2 separate regions of the Homo sapiens genome follow, and region 1 is linked to region 2. The links are chromatin loops, found by intact Hi-C in ENCODE. Cell type or tissue: ovary. All regions are shown on one strand. Each heading gives the region's core, and the rest is flanking DNA. Links, peaks and the distances in the headings are about the cores only.

The links. A loop is a pair of places that touch in the nucleus more often than their neighbours do. Peaks named below come from ENCODE experiments on the same cell type or tissue, not always from the same donor. Only the 100,000 strongest peaks of a DNase experiment are listed, where the experiment ranks them.
Region 1: it touches region 2 in a loop (2.1-fold over the local background); 5 of 110 quality-filtered maps call a loop at or near these places.

Annotation. Positions count from the first base shown.
Region 1 is chr10:71,323,597-71,340,688 of GRCh38, reverse strand. All of the region lies in intron 2 of SLC29A3 (solute carrier family 29 member 3), which reads right to left. LOC124902574 (small nucleolar RNA U13) reads right to left here and starts at 15,361; the gene lies at 15,258-15,361. LOC105378353 (a long non-coding RNA gene) reads left to right here. Exons shown (of 3, transcript XR_946051.3): 3 at 1-16. RefSeq lists enhancers at 12,012-12,587, 12,588-13,163, 13,544-14,043. In ovary, for the core only: no CTCF peak of the experiment used is centred there; no DNase peak of the experiment used is centred there; H3K27ac peaks cover 321 bases.
Region 2 is chr10:71,574,514-71,577,013 of GRCh38, reverse strand. The region is part of intron 8 of CDH23 (cadherin related 23); the gene reads right to left. Among named protein-coding and RNA genes, the nearest start is that of CDH23-AS1, 64 kb to the right of the region's middle. In ovary, for the core only: no CTCF peak of the experiment used is centred there; a DNase peak (open chromatin) is centred at 1,402; H3K27ac peaks cover 691 bases.

The DNA.
Region 1 (17,092 bases), core at 7,078-9,577, 240 kb after region 2:
TACAGCTCCAAACTCACTGTGACTAGGATGGTAACAAGACTGCCCCCAAAGCAATCCATCCATCTAATGAATGGGGGATTTTATGTACAGCAGTGTTTGGGGATCGTTCACAGAGTTCACCTCCACTGGGGCCTGATTCCTGAGAGCTCCCTCAAAAGTCTGTTTTGATTTGTTCTACCCCTACAACCAACTCCACTTCTAGAGATGAGCACATGGACCCAAAGGCCAGCTCCAGCCATAGAGGAGTTGGGGGATGAGAAGATCGTCAGGGAGCTGGCAGTGGGGCCACTGTGTATGATGGTGGAGGTTGAACTTTGCACAACTCCAGGGGCACCAGACCTGTAGGCTTGTGATAGGAATGGCGCCACTCAGAATTATGCCACAGCAGCTCTGTTTACATAGCTGACTAAAAGCCTGGAGGCCTGGGGGTCAATGTGGGCCTTATAGAACCAGAGGTGAAAGGCTGGGTATGACTCAGCAAGAAGGCAGGGCTGGAACGCAGGTGGATGCAGGGCAAAGACATTAGGAGGTGACAGGCCTCCCAAGCAAGTTTCTCTGCCCCAGCAGGAGGGCCCTGGGCAGGAGACCCTTAGGCTGGTTAGTAATCTCATGGTGCTCAGCCCTGGCTGGGCAGCCACTTCTGTGCAGGTCAGCACCTCTTCCTGTTTTGACCTGTCCCTTTGTTTGCTGAAGAGGTGTCAAGCCCGTGTGCCAGTGCTGTGCTGGTGGCTGGGTGGATACAACGGAGGAGCTGTGGCACCTGCGTGCCCTCGGGGAGGTGGACGCAAGCCTGGAGCTGGAGTACAACAGATACAAAGTGTTGGGGGGCATGGAAGGAGGGGCTCTGGGGGGTTTCCACCAGGGCCATCTTGGACGGCAGCTGGAAAGATTGGGGGAAGCATGTCAGACAGATATGGCAGGTATGGGTGCCAGTGGGGAGAGAAACATTCCCAACAGGACAGAACGGCTGGCACAAAAGCATGAAGGGATGCTTCCCCACCAGTGAGGATGCCAGCGCAGCTCATCTGTTGAAAGCAACCTGAGGCTTCCTTAGCACCAACAGCCCCTCCTGAGCTGAAGCAAACCACACTGTGTTGTCCATCCCATCCACAGGAGGGCTGGCAGAACCTCAAGCAGCCAAGGCACTCAACCCCCAGAGCGCTAATGGCAGAGAGGCCCATCAGTCACCTCTGAATTCTCAAACCCACGTGGGAGAGGCCCAGCTCTGAGGAACAGAGGGATAGCTGTGCTCCCTGAATGTGAGATCTGATCTCCCTGCGCACCACTATCTCCCTAGCGTTATCTGCACCCTGCAATGACCTGGAGCTCAGGCAGGGTGTGGGACTCAACATCCAGTCTCTAAGTAATCGCATCAAAGTCAGTTAACCCAGGTGGGGAAGTGGGAGCTCTGCAGAATGCCAGGGAACTCTGACATGCAAGCAGCACAGCTTCCAGAGGGCCTGCACACACCCCAGCCCATGTGCTCTTACCACAGCCAGTGAGGGCGAGGCAGGGCTGGAATCGCTCTCATTTTACAGATAAGCAGCCTGAGGCTCACAGAGGTAGAGGAATTTCCCAGAGGTACACAGAGGTCCACATTGGGAGTGCTGGTGGCAGCATCTTTTGCTGCAGAGCAGGGCAGAGACCGGGTGGAGACATATTTATCATCCCCCTACAAATGTATAAGCTGCTCTAGCTGAGGTTGTCTGTCTCCTGGAGGCACAAGCCCAAACACTATCACTGGGGTCGCGGTGCATCACCAGGAAGCCTCAGATGCTGGGCCTGGCAGCCACATGCCTTCCAGCAGCAAGCAGGAATGTGAGACACGTTCCTCTCAGGGAGGGCAGTGTCTTTCTTCTACCTGGCCCTAAGGTGCAGGTGACCTGCCCAAGCCAGCAAATGACAGAGTTTGATTTTTTTTTCTTTTTTTTCGAGACAGAGTCTCGCTCTGTCGCTCAGGCTGGAGTGCAGTGGCATGATCCTGGCTGACTGCAACCTCCGCCTCCTGGGTTCAAGCAATTCTCCCACCTCAGCCTCCCGAGTAGCTGGGATTACAGGCGTACAATACCACACGCAGCTAATTTTGTATTTTTAGTAGAGACAGTGTTTCACCATGTTAGCCAGGATGGTCTTGAGCTCCCGACCTCAGGTGATCCACCTGCTTTGACCTCCCAAAGTGTTGGGATTACAGGTGCTGAGCCATGGTGCCCGGCCAGGGTTTGATTTCTTTCTCCTCTTTCTGCAGTGGTAGACAAGAGTAAAGGAATACATTAGCTAATCTTTTCTCTCAAATCCCACCGCCCATTCCCCTCAGCATTTCCAGAGGCCTATGGGTCTTCGTAGTTTTAAAAAGAAAAGAAAAGAAAAAGATTAAGAGAAAAGCCCCCACCTCTGTCAGTTACCCAAAATTGACGGACATGGTTGGCAGCTAAGCAAAGACCATGTTAAAGAGTGTCTGTGGGTGGGCAGCATGGGGCAGGCTTCCAAGCTCTCGCCTTACTCTGCAACCCCTGCAAAGAGCCCCAGAGTGGGCATGGGGGCCTCACCCAGACTGGCCCAGGGTGGGCATGGGGGTTCCTCACCCAGACTGTGGACAGGCCCTGGCCCAGGGGTGCCAGGCGCCAGGGTACCCCCATATGGTGGGTGAATGTGGATGAGCCACTGCTGGCCTGGGCAGGGGGGCACTTGAGTTGCTCGCTATGGTGAGAAGGAAACTCATTTCCATTTGCTACACTGACCCAGTTTGCGAACACCAGGAAAGGGGAGAGATGCTCTTCAAACACAATTTAAAAGCCCACCAGAGCCAGCTGGCCAGATGTGAGGCCCATTTTATGACGGGCCACATTTCCTCTCCTCCGCCACACTGAGAGGCTCCGTGCTAAGGGTCTCTTCTGGAAGAATTCAATTCCAGGCTCAGAGTCCAGGTAAAGAGGTTTCTTCGGGCAGGGAGGCCCCGAAATGAGCCCGTTTATCTCTGGCAGACCCTGGTTAAGCTTTCTCTTCCCTGAATGCCATTTGGGCACTTTGAAATAAGTGCAGCAAATTAGTCACGAGCTGCGGCAGACTCAGTGTCCGTGCTGCTGAGTGGCTTCTGCGAGGCAGCTTTGTGCAGCCCCCACCTCCAGGAAGCAGCAGCAGAGGCAGCTGGGCTCCTACCGGGCGGGCGAGGAAAAGCGATTCAAGCCTGGGGGTGGCAGCTCAAGGCAGCAGAGCGTTACCTGGATCACAGGGGCATGAAATTAGCAGCAGCGAGCAGGTTGGAGCCAAGAATAGTTTGCCATTGCAAACTTGCCGCTTTCGGATAGCTGAGTTCTGCGGCCTGGGATATTGCAGGGGAGGTGCCCTTGCCCTGGGCATCAGCCCAGATCATTCCTGAGCAAAATGAGGTGAGCAGAGGGCAGATGTCCCCATAAGGGGTGGGGCTGGTAACCTTTCTGCAAGTTCCAAGGCCCTGTGTTTGGAGCACTGGCTCAGGAAAGATAATGGGTGTGTGGCCAAGGGCAGGGACCAGCTGGGAGGGCTGGCTGGGCAGGGAAGGGGGGCAATGCCTGTTCCAGGGGCCAGGCAGGAGGCTAGATGCAGCCAGGCTGAAGGGGAGGCCAGAGGCCCAAGGGAAGGACAAATCTGGGGTCAGAATCAGACAGGTAAGCTCTGGAAAATGCTGGCCAGACAGACGAAGCCACTGTGGCCACCCTAAGGAAGAGGGTCCCCATCTGACCCTTGCATGCAACCGTCCCTCCTTTGGCCTCTCATGACAGCTCCAGGCCTGGGCTCACTGTAAATCTTGCTCTCTGAGCACCCCGGGGCTCTCCCCAGCCTTCAATCCTTTCTCACACCTCCTCAGGAATCCCTGCTGGACGATGAGCAAAGTTCCTGTCTTCTGGAATGAGCTTCCCCGCCTTCCTCCTTGCAGTGTGTGCAAGGCTTTCTGGAGCACACCTCCTTTCCACTCCGCAAAAAGGGCTCTTCCTCCAGCCTAAGCTGACTTCCTGGAGACTCACACCATGAATCCCACCTTTCTTGCCTGCATTTTCTCTTTCCCTCACTGCTGCTTGTTCCTTTCTCTGCTGGCCAAGAGACTCTCTTAGGTCTCCCTTTGGGTAAAGAAAAAAAAACTACTTTAACTTTGCTGCCTCCAGGAACCAGGCCCCTCCTCCCCTTCACTCCACACTCCTTGAAAATGTAGTCCATGTTGCCACTGCCAAAGCCGTGTCCCTCCCGGCTGCCCTGGGGAAACATTTCCTCTAAGGGTCCTCAGCGTCCTCCTCGCAGCCCACCTGTAACCAAGGCCTGGTCTTGTTCCTCACAATCCAGACACTGCATGCTACCCCGTCTAGAGGGGGCTGAATTCATGCCCCCAAAATTCATGTCTACCCAGAACCTCAGGATGTGACTTATCTGGACATAGGGTCTTTGCAGACATGCTTAGTTAAGAGGAGATCCTACTGGAGGAGGAATGACCCCTCAATCCACAGTATACGGGAAAAGAGGGAAGGACACACAGACACACAGGCAGAGGCTGCGTGAAGACAGAGCCACAGACTGCAGTGATGCTGCCATGAGCCAAAAAATGCCAAAGCAGCAGCAAGGAAATGTTATTCCCTAGAGCCTTGCTTTTCAGCTACCCAGTTTGTGGTACTTGGTGAAGGCAGCCACAAGAAACTAATGCAATGTCCTTCCAGCACTCCTCTCCTCCAGATTCACAAGGACACACCCGCCCCCACCTCCACACTTCCTCATCATCTCTGTCCACCTCTGGCTCCCTCCACCATCCCAAGGTGCCCCCTGAGCTCCATCCTTCGTTTCCTGCCCTCCTTTTGTAAGGGTGGGGGTGGTGGTAGGAGAAGCTCACCTCCCCTGGCTTCATGACCTCTACCCATACATCCGTCTCTTCATCCAGAACAACCGCTTGGGGGTCCTGCTGAGCCCAAACCCCAAGCTCCTCAAATCAAAGGCCTTCAAGAGAAGACTCCCAAGCAGCCCCTCTGAAGGCCCCATGGTCATCCTCCTTTTCTCAGCCCCTCTTCAAAGCTTCCTTGGTTTCTCCTTCACCCTCACCCCAGTCAATCACATCTACTGGCCCCGTCTCCACATCACCTGACTATGGCTCACGTGTCCACCCAGTCTCCCCTCGGGTTCTAGCCTCTCCCCCAGGCATCCCCTCCACGCCTTTGCTCAAGTTCCTCCCTGGGCCTGGCCACCCTCAGCCTCTGCGCCTTATAAATCAGCCTCCCTGTGACTGCCACGCCCCTCCTCCTTGCAGCCTCGCTTCCAGGCCCCTCCTGCACCTTGCTGCATTGTCCCCTCGCTTGGCTCCTTTGCCGGAAACCTTGGGGGCTCCACTTGGAGAAATGATGGGGCGCGTGGAGGCAAGGGTGGCTGAGGGCCGATTCGCGGGTGGTCTCAGGCAGCTGCCTAAAGAGGGGTTTTGTTTTGGAAGGTACTGGGGAGCTCTGGGGGCTTCTCAACGCCAAACAGTATGGGGGGCAGTGCTGGGTGTAGAAGGAATCACCTGGCAGAAATGGGTGGAGGGAGCAGATGGGAAGAAGCAGGTAGCAGTGGTTAATTTATTCATTCATCTATTCACTCACTAAAGGTGAAAGGCAGTTGACCTTCTAGAGCTCATTCACTCATTCAACAAATGATGGCCAAGCAGCTTGTATGTGCTCAATGTGTTCTAGGGGCTGGGAATGCCAGTGTTCTAGGGAGGGAGGCACAAAAAAAAAAAAAAAGAAAAAAAAAGAGTCAACAGCAAGTGGGGGGAAAAAAGACTGCAAATTAGGATAAATGCAATAAAACTAAAATACAAATAATTGGCTAACCTAGAGCCTGGACAGAGGGAACAGCGTACGGTTGGCCCTGAGTCGGGAATGAGCTTGATGTGCTCAAGCCTCCACAGGGGTGAGCTGGAGTATGAATGGGGATGGGGGGAGGCTGGGGCCCAGGCAGGTCCGGGTGTGCAGGCTGTGGTGGAGGTGCACTGCGGGATCACGGTGCACAATCCAGCGATGGCGGTTCTTCCTCCTGTCCCTGTCTCCTCTCCACAAATACTCAGAGATGGATTCATCCTTCTGCAAATATTTACTGAGCTCGCTAGATGTTGTAGACATGGGAGATTCAGCTCAAGTTCCTGCCTTTATGGAACTGCCCATCTAGTCAAAGAGATGGCTAGCAAATGCATAAACAAATAGATAATAGGCCAGGCAGTGGTCAGTGATATGAAGACAAATTCAGCAGGGTAGGTACCACTATAATAGATCACAGAACTGGGAAAGAGCTGTAAGTGAGTGTTCCCAGTCCAGAGGTTAGCAGCGGGTTACCCCCGGGCCAAATCTGCCCTCTTCCTTTGTGTGAACACTGGAACGCGGTCGGCCTTCGGTCAGCCCATTTGTTTACATGTTGTCAAGGGCAGCTTTCACTCTGCAAGGGCAGGGCTGAGTAGCAAACAGAGACTGTGGGGCCCACAAAGCCTAAAATACGAACCATCTGGCCCTTTGCGGGAAAAGTTTCTGGGTCCCAATCTACGGTCTCATATCTTCATTCCTCAAAGGAGGACATGGTCTCAAGTCACCCAGCAAGTTTGAAACACAGTCAGAAACAGAAGCCAGCTCTCCTGAATCCAGAGTCTTTCTGCCAGGCAGGGTGAGCAAGGAAGATGGAAACCTCATTTCTACCTACCTTTATACCCTGCCTCGGCCAAGCCTTCGCAAGGTCCCCTAGCAAGGGGCAAGCTGACTGCTCTGATTCTTATCCCCTTTATTCCCCTCATGTACTCTCAGGCTGTAACCAGAATAGGCAGAGTAAGGGCTCAGAAACCAAGGGGTCAGAGAAACAGGGAACCTCACGGATCCATGCACGAGTGACCCCAAGCTCCCTGAGGATGAGCTGATCAGAGGCTCAGCCACTGCTGATGCTCGGGCCAGCCAGTCTTTCCTCTTCTGCAGCCTGACTTCTGCCATGTGATAGGGAAAAGAGGAAGAAGGCCTTTCAAGAAAACACCCCACCTACTCTTGCCTGACCGGGCAGGCTTCTGCATCCCCCAGAGGGTCCCGTGCATCAGTGTCACAAGGCTGATGACCAGGGACAAGGGCCATGCCCTGTGGCCTGGTGGTAATGAGGAGGTGGTCTGGGGGTGCTCCAGCCTCTCTCTGTAGTAGAAAACCTTAGGGACCATCAGGAAGAGGGAGTCCTTAGCCAACCCCTGGCAGGCACTTCCTCAACAACAGACTGCTCCCGCCTTGGGAAGGCTGTTTCTCTTTGGAGGTGCATGTGGGCAGAAACCACAGGCTGCTCTAGGCCTCAGGTGCCTGCATGCAGACAGGCACAGACGTGCACAGAAACACAGGCACATAGGGAGAAACAGCAGCTGTCCTCTGCCTCCACTAGAGTACTCATTAACCCATTAAACAGGCAAAGGCTGTTACACAGTCCTCCCAGGCAGTGAGGACCGGCAAGAGGCCAGCAAGGAGGTCCCAGGCACCCAGTGCTGCAGACCCTTCCCAGGCTGCCTGCCTGTGTCAAAAGCGCTGGGCTCCTTGGTGGAGACTCTAATTTAGGTTCCGCTCTCTGGACACTTGTGATATCAATCATGTTAAAGAGACACTGGAGCACTTAAGGTCCAGGCCATCTTCTAATTTGTCCAGGAAATCGCCTCTGGATTTTAAGGATATATGCAGGAAGAAATAAAATCGAAGGCAGAGAGGGAGCAGTCAATAGCCTGGAGGGCAAGGGAGCGCAGCGCGGGTGGGGAAGAAGGGTCGTGAGCACTTAGGGAGAAAATAAGAAGAGAACTAGAGAAGCTGAGGCCACCAAAGGCATGACTGACAGCGTTTCAAACTAGGCTTTTTTCCCCTCTGCAGGATGCAGCAAGAGCTAAAAACAGAAGAAAAAGCCATCACAGGTGTATTATTTATTGGGAATGGCACGCTGGCTGGGCCCGCAGTTAGAATCAGAGGGTGGACAAGGGGATTTTAAAAAATGACTCACTTTTGGTTCTAATTTTTAAAAATGGTGTAGAGCAGTCATCCACGCCAGCCAAAGCAACTGGCAGCCACTCATGCACACCCAGTGGCAGAAAGCCTGAAGCCCATGCTGCCTGACCTCAGACTCCCCATCTCTTTTCCTAGGATGACAAAGCTCAGGCAAAATCCCACTTTAATACACTTCTTTCTATGCGGGGAGGAGGGGTGTTGTGCCCTTCTCCACTCTTGGGAATTCTGCTCTTAAACATTGGATTGCTGGTAGGGTGCAGTGGTTCACGCCTGTAATCCCAGCACTTTGAGAGGCCAAGGTGGGCGGATCACTTGAGGTCAGGAGTTCAAGACCAACCTGGCCAACATGGTGAAACCCCATCTCTACCAAAAATACAAAAATTAGCCAGGTGTGGTGGCGGGCGCCTGTAATCCCAGCTACTCAGGAGGCTGAGGCAGCAGAATCACTTGAACCCGGGAGGCAGAGTGAACCCAGGAGCCAAGATCGCACTACTGCACTCCAACCTCGGCGATACAATAAGAATGTGTCTCAAAAAAAAAAAAAAGAAAAAAAAGAAAAAGAAAAGAGAAGAAAAAAGAAAAAAAGAATAAAAGAGGATTGCAAAGGGAGTCTAAACATTGTTTCCATTTGGAGAGAGATCTGAGTAGCACTAAAACGGTTCTGCAGGAACACCACCTGGCACAAAGGAGAGACTCCTAGATACCTGCTCCCCTGGCCAGCTGGCAACAGGACCACCTGGCAACAGTGCCCAGGCCTCACCCAGGGAGATAAAGCCATCAGGGAAGGGTCTAGGAATCCGGGTATTTGGCAAGTGTCCCAGGAAATCTGATACTGATTCAGGTACCCTGGGCTGCCACCCCCCTTCTTATTAGCTATGTGGCACCAACGAGTTACTTACTGTCTCTACTTTCCTCCTCTGTGGAATGAGGACATGACGCATCCTCATAGATGGCTACAAAGTTAGGGGAAACAGGCAGAGCAGGGTTTTTCAAACTACAGGTTGCACAGCTCATTAAAGAATATGAAATTCATTTGATGGGTCACGACCAGAATTTTATTTTATTCTATTTAATCCTTTGTTGCCTTCTTTCTTACTAAAGGTGAGTGAGCTGTCTGCATCTTTTTCTGGAACCCTTCTCTGTGCACCTGAGCCCTCTGGCCTGCTCATGGACCTCGCTGAGCTATGCTCCCTCTTCTTCATCATGCGTTTTTCCTTCTCTGCTGGATCATTTGCTTCCACACACAAACTGCCTGCTATGTCTCTCGTATTAAAAATAAAAGAACAGAAAATTCTCCCCCTTCTGAATCACAGTTCCCTGCAGCTTGTGCCTCATTGTCCTGCTCCCATTTAAAGCAAAATTCCTTGAGTTTGCTGTCTCCTCTGTCTCTCCCCCCATCCTCCACGATGCTGCTCCCCAAGGTCACCATGAACCTGCACAAGGTCAAACTCAAGGACAAACTTTCCATCCTCATCCTGCATGGCTTACAACCAGCACTGCCACTGTTGCATCACTTGCTCCTCCTTGAAACTGCAGTCAGAGTGGAGTTTTCTTTTTTTAAGTACAGACGCAGCTTCATGAAACTGTTGTTTGCATTATAGACACAAATATCTTGCCAGGTGAGACAGCCATCATGCTCCAAAAAATTTCGAAAATGCTGATATAAAGCACTGGGGTTAAGATCACGGATACCTGGGTTGACAGGGCCCAGGTCTGAGTCCCAGTCATCACTTACTTTGTACCTGGGAGCAAATGACTTAAACTTTTCAACCTTGGTTTCCTTCTCTGTATAATGGGTATAATAAACCTATGTCTTTGGGCTGTAAAAAAAAAACAAACAAAAGATCATGAAAAAAAAAGCTTCTAGTACACAGTAGATTGCTTAATAAATATTGCTGAGTTAATGAATGAATCTGTGCCCTTAGCAGTGCCTGGCACATGGTAAGAGCTTAGTAAAGGCAGCGAATGTTGGGATTTAGTGAAGTCCTCATGCAGGAGCCACCATCTATAAGGCACACCATAACTGTCAGGACTTTCCACCCTACCTGTGTCTGCAGCGTTATGTAAATGCTGCCAGGTGGGTCTGTGGGCAAAAGGCCCAAGGGCGACAGAGCATGCCTCCAACCCACACAGTGGGTAAGGGCACTGCTAGACTAGAGTCCCTCTGTTGCCAAATCTGGGTTCCTCCCAGCTACCTTGTGGTCCTATGAGACAGGACCAATCCACCTTTCACCTAGCTGTGGAGCCTTTACCAAATAGATATCCTGTGACTTTTAAACCTCTGGGAACAGGGAGCCTCCACTCCCTGACACAGCACAGAGAGGTTACCCAGCTGGGTCAGGGCCTCAGGACTGCCTCTCTTCTGCTCTCCCAGTTTCACTTGCTCTTGCTTTGTGCCACCCCAGGTGTAGGATGCCCATGTTGAGCCCAGTTGGCCCTATCACTCCTTTTCCAGGAGCCTGGGAAATTGGAAGGAAGAGGAGGGTGGCTGTGGAGCCCCCATCTCCTAACTATATCCCTTGGCCCCCTGGCCCAGCAAAGGGGAGCATTACCAAGAGAAAGGGCAAAGGCTCTTCCAGGGGCCACCACTGGCTGGCGTGGAACTGTGGGCTTGCGGGTGGAGCTCAAGCCCAGAGCATTTCCGTTAGACAAGCACCGAACCCTCCAACCACCTACATTTGTAGGGAGTCCCATGAGGAACCCCACACTCGAGGTAGACTAGGCCAACTCCTTAGACTTCCCACAGGATGTGGCCCTAATTCTCCAAGGGGGAAACTGTCCCCTTCACTGCCAGGTTTGACAACTCGACTTGCATGGCAGGAAGTTCTCCCAGAAGGCTCACCTAAGTCTCTCATGATGTAGCCTTTGCCTGTTTAATGGGTTAATGGGTACTCTAGTGGAGGCAGAGGACAGCTGCTTTTTCTCCCTATGTGGTAACATTTTACTTGAATCATAGTCCTTTTTGTTTTGAGACTGGTGTTTCACTATGTTGCCAAGTCTGAACTCGAACTCCTGGGCTCAAGCTCACTGTTCTGTTCTCCCACCTCAGCCTCCTGAGTAGCTGGAACTACAGGCACACGCGACCACACCTGGCTTGGATCACGGTTCTTATCTGGCTACACATTAGCCTTATCTAGAGAACTTAAAATGCTTGTGCCCAGGCCCCTCAGAATGAATTAGAATTGGGTGAGTGGAACACGTGGGATGTGGGGTATTTTCTTTTCTTTTTTTTTTTTTTTTGAGACAGAGTCTTGCTCTGTTGCCCAGGCTGGAGTGCAGTGCCACGATCATGGCTCACTGCAGCCTCTGCCTCCCAGGTTCCAACGAATCTCCTGCCTCAGCCTCCTGGGTAGCTGGGATTACAGGCACACGCAGGTGGGGTATTTTCTAAAAGCTTCCCAGGTGATCCCGATGTGCAGCCAGGGCTGAGCGTGCCAAGGTAGACAGATAGCTTGGAGAACACGCTGGTTATAAGCATGGGCTCTGCAGTTCTATCACTTGCTAGCAAATAACCTTGGGTCAGTGGCCTAAAATCTGTGAGCCTTGGTTTCATTTGGCAACTGGAATGGCAGCACCTAGCTCACCAGGATGTCATGTGGAAAAAGAAGATGGCAGGTCAAGCGGGAGGTGGGTACAGGCTGCATGGCAGGGACTTGGTAACCTCTGATAACCTGTCCTCCAGTATCCTCTTCTCCACACAAGCTCATCCTGCTTCCTTTGAACACTTCCTCCTTGGATTGGGAGGTCAGCCCTTCAAGGGCAGATCCCAAGTATGCTATCTTGCTTCTTTGCAGGGCTGAGAGACTGGACCAGAACTAAGGAACTGGAAATAAGGGGAGGGGATGCCCTAGGTCCCCCACTTGCTGAACCAGGACAACCTGGCTACCTTCCCTATGGCAGGAACCCCACTTCATGTCTATGCCAACACACCTGAAAGATCAAAACTCCTTTACTGGTAGCCACTGTGACTCCCAGATCTTCTTCTGCTCCCTTGCAGAGCCATGGCATCACTATCATGGATTGGGTTGTGGAGCTTTCCTTCTCAGACTTACAATAACTAATGTGACAAATATTTATGTGCTATTATGTGTTGGGTGTCATGCCAGGTGTACCAGGGGCATAGGATGTAGAGTAAGAGAGTTTTATTCACCAGCGGGGGAGGCCTCCTCATCTGTCATGGTGGATGATAACAGTTCCTGACCTACGGGTGCTGCAGCGCTGCATGAGATAATGCAGGCAAAGTGCTGAGAGCAGGAGCTCCCACCCAGCCAGCGCTCGGTCTCCATGAGCTGTAGGGCAGGAACGTGATGGGGAAGTATGATGCAGCTCTGAAGACCCAGGCATGGAGCCCCTAACTCAGAGAGGTGGCTTCAGGGGACGTGCCCAGGGATGAGCTGCTTCTGTCTCCTGCCTCACCCCTGGGACTGAGTGTTGGGGTACCTCCTGGTCAGATGGGGGGATGGACAGGGGCATCAGTAGAGTGCCTAGCCCGGGTCCCAGCCCTGCTGACACTAAGTCGGGCTGTAGGTCCCACTCATGACCTGGCCGCATCCTGCAGTCCCTCAGAGAGGAGTCCCTGGGCAGACCGAGGTACACAGGAAGGAAGGTGTAGAGAGCGGCTGTGGGGGCCTTGCAGCAAGGAATGGCCAGGAGAAGGTGCAGACACTCTTCTCTCCGGGGTAGGAAGTAGGGCTTGTCCAGCTCACTGTTTTGTTCTTGGCCAAGGGCAGCCAATACAGGCCTGCAGGAGAGCCTGGGGGAGGGCAAGGAGGCCCCACAGGGCAGGGGATGGCTTACAACCCCAGAGCCGGGGAGGACCTCCAGCTAAACAGGTCAGGTAGGGAAGGGACAAGGGACGCTGGGTCCAGGACCCAGGTGTAGAACCCAGGCACCTGGGGTTTCAGGCTGGAAAAGGAGGCCAGACCAGGGGCAGGCTCTCCAAAGGAAGGAAGATGGTGTTTGGTGGAGTCAAAGTGTGGGGGTGGGGGGTGGGGAATCTCCAGGATAGTACCCTACATACCACTCTCTGAGTATGAATGAGTCTGTAATCATCTGTCCACCTCAATGCCCCGTGAAATTCCCTATAGCCCTTCCTAGCTGTGTAATCTCAGGCAGGTTACCTAGCCTCTCTGAGCCTCTGGCTTTTTGTCTTAAGAAAATGGTTACTAAGATCTGCATTGCAGGGCTGAGAAACAACACATGCAATACCCCTGCCAGGATGGTGGGCCCAGAGTCGGGCTCAGGCAATGGCGGCTGTTGCAGGCCCCTGTGCCATCTTCTCTTATCAATTCTTCCTCATTTATGCTCTAAATTTTGTTTTGCCCTGGGCCAATACACCTGTGATATATTTATTGGAGGTTCTTATTCCAGAGAATAGAGACAGGAGGGCAGAGTGAGCAGGATACTTTCTAAGCCATCCCCACATTTGTCCAGGCAGAAGGAAATGAGCCCGCTGACCTTGAAAGTGACATAATTTGGGGGAGAGGGTGTCTGGGTAAACCTTCCTCCTGGGTCAAGCTCCCCATCAAATGGCATCCATCCCCAGAAAATGTTCAAAGGAAAGTACAGGAAAGAATAAACATCTAGACCCACAGCTAATTGAGTTGCAGGTGGTGGCTAGAGACAGGCCAATTTGACTCTCCCCCTCCTTCCCCTAAAGTGGCCCTCAGGTGACAGGGCAGACGGGCAGCCTCTCACAGGGAAATCAGGAAGAGAGGAGGAAAGAGCTGGGGAGGTGGGTGGCTGGGATGAGGAATGAGGCAAAGAGAAATGGCCCGCAAAATGCAGAAATGCCTCAGCATGCTCGCTTCCCAATCCCGGCCCATGAATCGAGGGGTGACAGGTCTCTCATCTCCGATGCCAAGAGCCAGGAGCTCCGGGCAGCTGAAGGTACTACATCTGCACCTGCCAGCAGTTGGAGAGAGGCCATAAAGCATCGTAGCAGGGCTCAGAATGCCAAGTGCCTGCAGCTGGGAAGGGATCGCCTTGCGGTGAAAGCAGTACACGAGGCGAGGGCTGCTCCCAGAGCCAGGCCTGGACACCCCTCCCTCCAGAGGCTGCTTGATCCCGGGGACCTGGCAGTGGACAGAGGAGGGGCAGGGCAGGTGCACACGCAATCTAGCTCTGTGCCGGCCGAGACAGGCAGGGACCTTCTGGAGGAAGCCCAGTAGGCCAGGTGATTTACCACGGCTGGCAGAAAGCTGGGACGTTGGAGTCACTGGTAAATAAAAGCGGATTGTAAAGCACCCCGGCTAAGCCTGCGCCTGTGGAAATGCACCAGGGCTGCAGGCAGCTTAGAAGTATGGGCCCATCCCTCAAATGATCATCACAATAATAGTGTTTATAAAGCACTTCAGATAGGGGTGCCAGGCCCTGTCCTAAGTGCTTTTTAATACATATTAATTTACTTAATCCTCACAACAGCCCTAAGAAGTTGGTGGTGGTATTATAATATCTTCCTTTAACATACCAGAAAGATGGCCGGGTGTGGTGGCTCATGCCTGTAACCCCAGCACTTTGGGAGGCTGAGGCGGGCGGATCTCTTGAGCCCAGGAGTTTGAGACCAGCCTGGGCAACATAGTGAGACCCTGTCTCTACCAAAAATACAAAAAAACTGGTCAGGCATGGTGGTGTGTGCCTGTAGTCTCAGCTACTCAGGAGGCTGAGGCAAGAGCATCACTTGAGCCCAGGGAGGTTGAGGCTGCAGTGAGCCTTGACTGCACCACTGCACTCCAGCCTGGGTGACAGTGCAAGACCCTGTCTCAAAAAAAAAAAAAAAAAAAGTACTAATATAGTCCAGAAATATGAGGCAGCATGGAGAGTTCACACAGCCAAGCCCTGTCCAGTGCACCACAAACTCTACTGTGCCCTTCAGTCACCCGAGGGGCTTGGTAGCTCGAAGGCCCTGTCTCAATTGGCCTCGAGTGGGTGGGAGACTGCATCACTAACAAGCTCCCAGGTGAGGCTGCTGGTCCAAGGACACACCTTGAGTTGAGGGGCTGTAAACTACTCTGCGGCGTTCCTGTGGCACTTCCTCAGCTGTAGAAATGGTTTATATCCCATTGCTCTGGCCCTGGGAGGCATCTGTGAATTCCTCAGTTAACAGAAAAGGCCCTCACAGGTGTCAGATCATGGGGGGAGTTGAGGGGTGGAGTACAGGAGTGTGGAAGTGTGAAGTTGTAAACATATCAATGTTCACACCCCAGCTCAGGCTAATCCAGTCAGAATCCCTGGGGCGTGGCCCGCATTGGTATTTTTATTCCTTTTCATCGGACGGGTAATGTGCCGATGACATAACAAGGTTTGAGGGAGGCCCATCTCACACATGTGCGTGGAAACCCAGTCATCACACTCATGAACTACAAAAGGACTCTGGACTGGTATTTTTTAAGAAGCTGCCTGGGTGACCCACATGTGTAGCTGCAGTGAGTCCTTGAGATGGACAACAGGGATGCCTCCCTCACTATGGCAGATTCATGCCTATAAAACTGAGGACAGCTCCTCAGGGCGAGGCCAAGGATTTCCTTCTGGGAAGCAGTGATGAGCCACCTCCTGGGCCACTGGAAGGTGCGGCTGGGGTGCTAGCATACCCCCTTCTTGTTTCTGATGCTCCCCTGGAGAAGAAGGGCACAGCTGGGCAGCTGGCAACATCTCATCTCGGCATTTGTCGGAGAAGCCCTTGCCTCCCCGTGCTCTCAAGTGAGATCAGACACCAGCCTGGGGCAGCCGTGGAAACGGAGGCTCCTGACCAAGACTCTCATTGACCTAACTTTCGTCAGGCTCCTCTGAGCCCCATCCTCGACCTTGGCCCGACCCCCCAGTCCTGACTTCTGCCTGCCCAACTCAGTCTTAGCCAAGAATCCTTCAAAGTCAGATTAGCCAGCATCCCCCCACCTTTGAGATCTGATCAAGTTCCTCATTCCCCACCTCTGATGTATAGCTGTCCCTCCATATACTCAGGGCATTGGTCCAGGACTCCCACCTATACCCAAATCCACACATACTCAGGTCCCTAGCCAGCCTTGTGGAACCCAGCTCTCCCTGTAATCAGGTTTTGAACTCCACTAATAGTACATTTTCCATCAGCATTTGTTTGAAAAACTTCACATATAAATGAACCCCTGCAATTCAAACCCATATTGTTTAACAGTAGACTGTGTAAGTCCTAGACCTGCTTTCAACAAGAATTCTGTTGGGCCAGTTGAGCCAGAATATTCCCTTATCTCACATCTGATCAAGCGCCTCACCCCACTCAGTATACCCAAGGGATTGGTTCCAGGATCCCCCCATATACCAAAACCCAAGCATACTCAGTCGGTCTTACAGAACCAGGAATAGGAAATGTCGGCCCTCTGTATATGCAGGTTTCACAACTCACAAATACTGTATTTTCCATGTTTGGCTGAAACAAAAATCTGCATCTAAAGTGAACCCTTGTTGTTCAAGGGTTGACTGTGTAAGTCCTGGGCCTGCTTTCAGCAAGCAGAGGCCTCGCCTTGACGTCTCCTCTTAGAAATGTTCCATCCTCCAGCCCTCATGCTGCTCCTTGGCTATAAATCCCCATCTCCTCTTCAGAGTTGAGCTCCATTTATCTCCCCTACTACAATAGTCTTAAATAAAGCTTTCCTTACTGTTTTAACGAGTGTCAGTATAATTTTTTTCCTTAATCCTCTTCCCCTACTGCCCCCACCTCTCTGGAAAAGCCACCCAGCAAAGTGAGCAGCCCTGTCAACTAAACAAAATTGACTCCTCACCTGGACATTCAAGGCCCCAGGCAATGATCTCAAGACCTCTTGCTCTTACTTGTGCCCCAAACACAGCTTCACAGTTTGTCATACACACCTGAACTTTCCTCCCATTCTGCCGTTGCCCAGCCTTTTTCTTCTACCTGGATCGTTTCCTCCCCTTTCTTGAAACCCACCAACTCCCAAGTCACAGCAATCTCTCCCATGGTGATCAGACTAATTATCCCTTCGGATTCATTTTCCTTGTCTTCCATAACAGAACCTCCCATTTTAGCAGGCACATGGTTCTGAGATAAAGCTACATTGAAAGACTACATTTCCCAGCCTGCTCTGCAAGCTGATGTGGTCACATGCCTA
Region 2 (2,500 bases), core at 1-2,500:
CAGGGAGAGAACATGAAGAGGAAGGTGCTCTGGGCAGAAGGCAGAGCTCAGGCAAGTGCCTGGAGGCATAAGACTGTCCTAGGAAGAGATCCTGGCATACAACTGGCACATTCGAATATCAATTGATGGGTTGATTGATTGACTGAATAAACAAACGAACAAACAAGAGTTTGTTTAAACCTTCACAGAGCCCTTAAACCTTAGGGTGGAAGGTCACCGCCACCACTCGCTGAGTCGCCCCTTGCCTGGGGCAGCCTTTACTTGGTTCCCCAGGTCCTATCACACCATGGCCAGTGCCAGCCATGCCTGCCCACCATGCCTGCCTGAGGCTCTGGCTCCAGGCCACAGTGTTCCCCTGGGTGATGGAGAGCAAGATAAGCCTGTCCCCACCCCCTAGGGAAATGTCAACCCTGGCATCTGCATGGCTAATGAAGGGCTCTTGTGTCCTCGGCCACTTCCCTCCACTCACTGTTTATCAGCAGGAGGCTGAAGCCCGAGCTGCACCCCCACCCCCTTCACCTGTGCAGAGGCTTGTTCCCTGACACGCATGCCCTGCGCTCTTGTGGGGCAAGCTACCCCTCCTCTAACTCCACCCAGTCTCGCTGCCATGACACAGCAGGGGCACCCCCCACCTCACCCTCCCCAAGCACTTGTATCCCTTCACAGCAGTTGCTCCGTGCTCTCCTGGCTTGCTAGGATAACTGGGCCTGAGGCCCACTGGATCACCACCCCAGAGAGTCACTAAGCAGTACTCAGGGGCAATTGCATGTCCCAGACACACATGCAGAGCAGGGCTAGGCCAGGCCTGGGACAGTGATCCTCAGGGGGAGACACGAGGGGGCTGGTGCAGGCTTGTGCAGAGGAGACCTGGCGACAAAAGTGCCCTCAGTCCTCAGAGCCCGTGCTGGGCTCCTGCATGGGGCTGCCCAGAGGCCCCCTGGGCGGGCAGGGCTCTGTGGAGGCCAGTCGGTTCTCCAGGACAGGAGGACAATGGGGACTCTTCCTAAAAGAGTCATACCCGAGCTTCTACGAAGCAAGCTCTGACAGGCTCCTGGCAAAGTTTGGGGTTTCATCTTTTTTTGGGTAAATAAATCCACTTTTAATAAAACCCTGAGCTTTTAATACAAGTGCAGCCAGAAAGACTGGAAACATTATGAGAAGGAATTAACAGGGAGGAATGGGGGCTCCTGGGAGCCCACAGCTCTTGTTTCAGAGGCTCAGTGATTATATTTTCAATATACTGAAACTTATTTCCAAAGACGGGGGATGGAGAAGTGCGGCTGTGCTCGGCCCGGAGCCGACCCTGCTCCCAAGGGCACGCTGCCTGCTGTGCTTCTCCAGGGAGCCAGTCCAGCTGGGGTGTGCGCCAGGGTGCGACCTGCCAAGGGCTTCTGCCCTGCACAGGAATCCACATTTCAGGGAGTAGGACGCCTCCGAGAGAGAGGCTACAGTGTGCAGGCCTGCAGGGGCCCCGCTGTTTGTAATGGGAGGAGCAGAAAAGCACCACAAGGTGGTTAAGGGTTTGACTCTGCTGCCAGACTGCGTGCGCTCGAATCCTTTGAGTAAGTTACTTATAACCTCTTTCTGCCTTGTTTTCCCCATCTATAAAATGGGTAAAAATCACAATCCCCACCCCTCAGCAGCCGATAAACGTGAAGCACTCAGAAGAGCACCTGGCACATGGTGAATGCTATAAACGTGATTGTTACTTTATTTGGGCCTGGAATCACTGTGTGCATCTGATGACAACTCAGGGGCCTCTTTCCAGAAAATGCACATCCACGTGGATTTTTCCAAAGAATTTCAGCAAATTCAGACTCCCCAACACCCCATATTAATCATCTCTACCTAGAGGCAAGTGGCTTTCTGTGCATTGTGAGGACAGCTAGCAGCCTCCAGGGCAGAACTGGCACTAGTGGAGTGTCTACGATGTTCCACTGTGTGGGGCCCCCAGCAAGGTTCCCCCTCTCTCTCTTTCCTCACATGGGGGTATGTGTGAGCAAACCGAGGCTCAGAGTGCTCAGGGATTTGCTGAGAGTCACATGGTGCAGTGGGGGGTGGGGTGGAGGGAGGCGGAGGTGACTGGGGAATGGAGGGCAGTGTGGGGTGTGCCTGGGGGACCCCTTTGCTCTCTGGAGGAGGCAAGGGCTCAGGGCTCTGCACCCAGTGCGTGTGCCAAGATGAGGAGGGGGTGAGGTGTGAGACACAGCCCCAGCCTCTGAGGCCCGGGCAGTGGGGACACAGTTGAGAGAAGCTGGACTTCTCTTCCCTCTGTGGCTTGTCCCCTTCCAAAGATGCCCTTGTCAGGAAAGCCGTGGACACAGGAGCCCAGCTGGGCTGTTCCTGGCCTCAGGGACCCACGTCCTCCTCCTGCTCAGCAAGCTCAGCCGGGACACCCCCTACCCCATTTCCATGACGGGATTAAGGACTTGAAAGGTGAACGTGCAGCTTGCTTCAGGAGTAGGAGGCGTCCTTGGGGGGAGCAGGCTGGTGGGGGCTG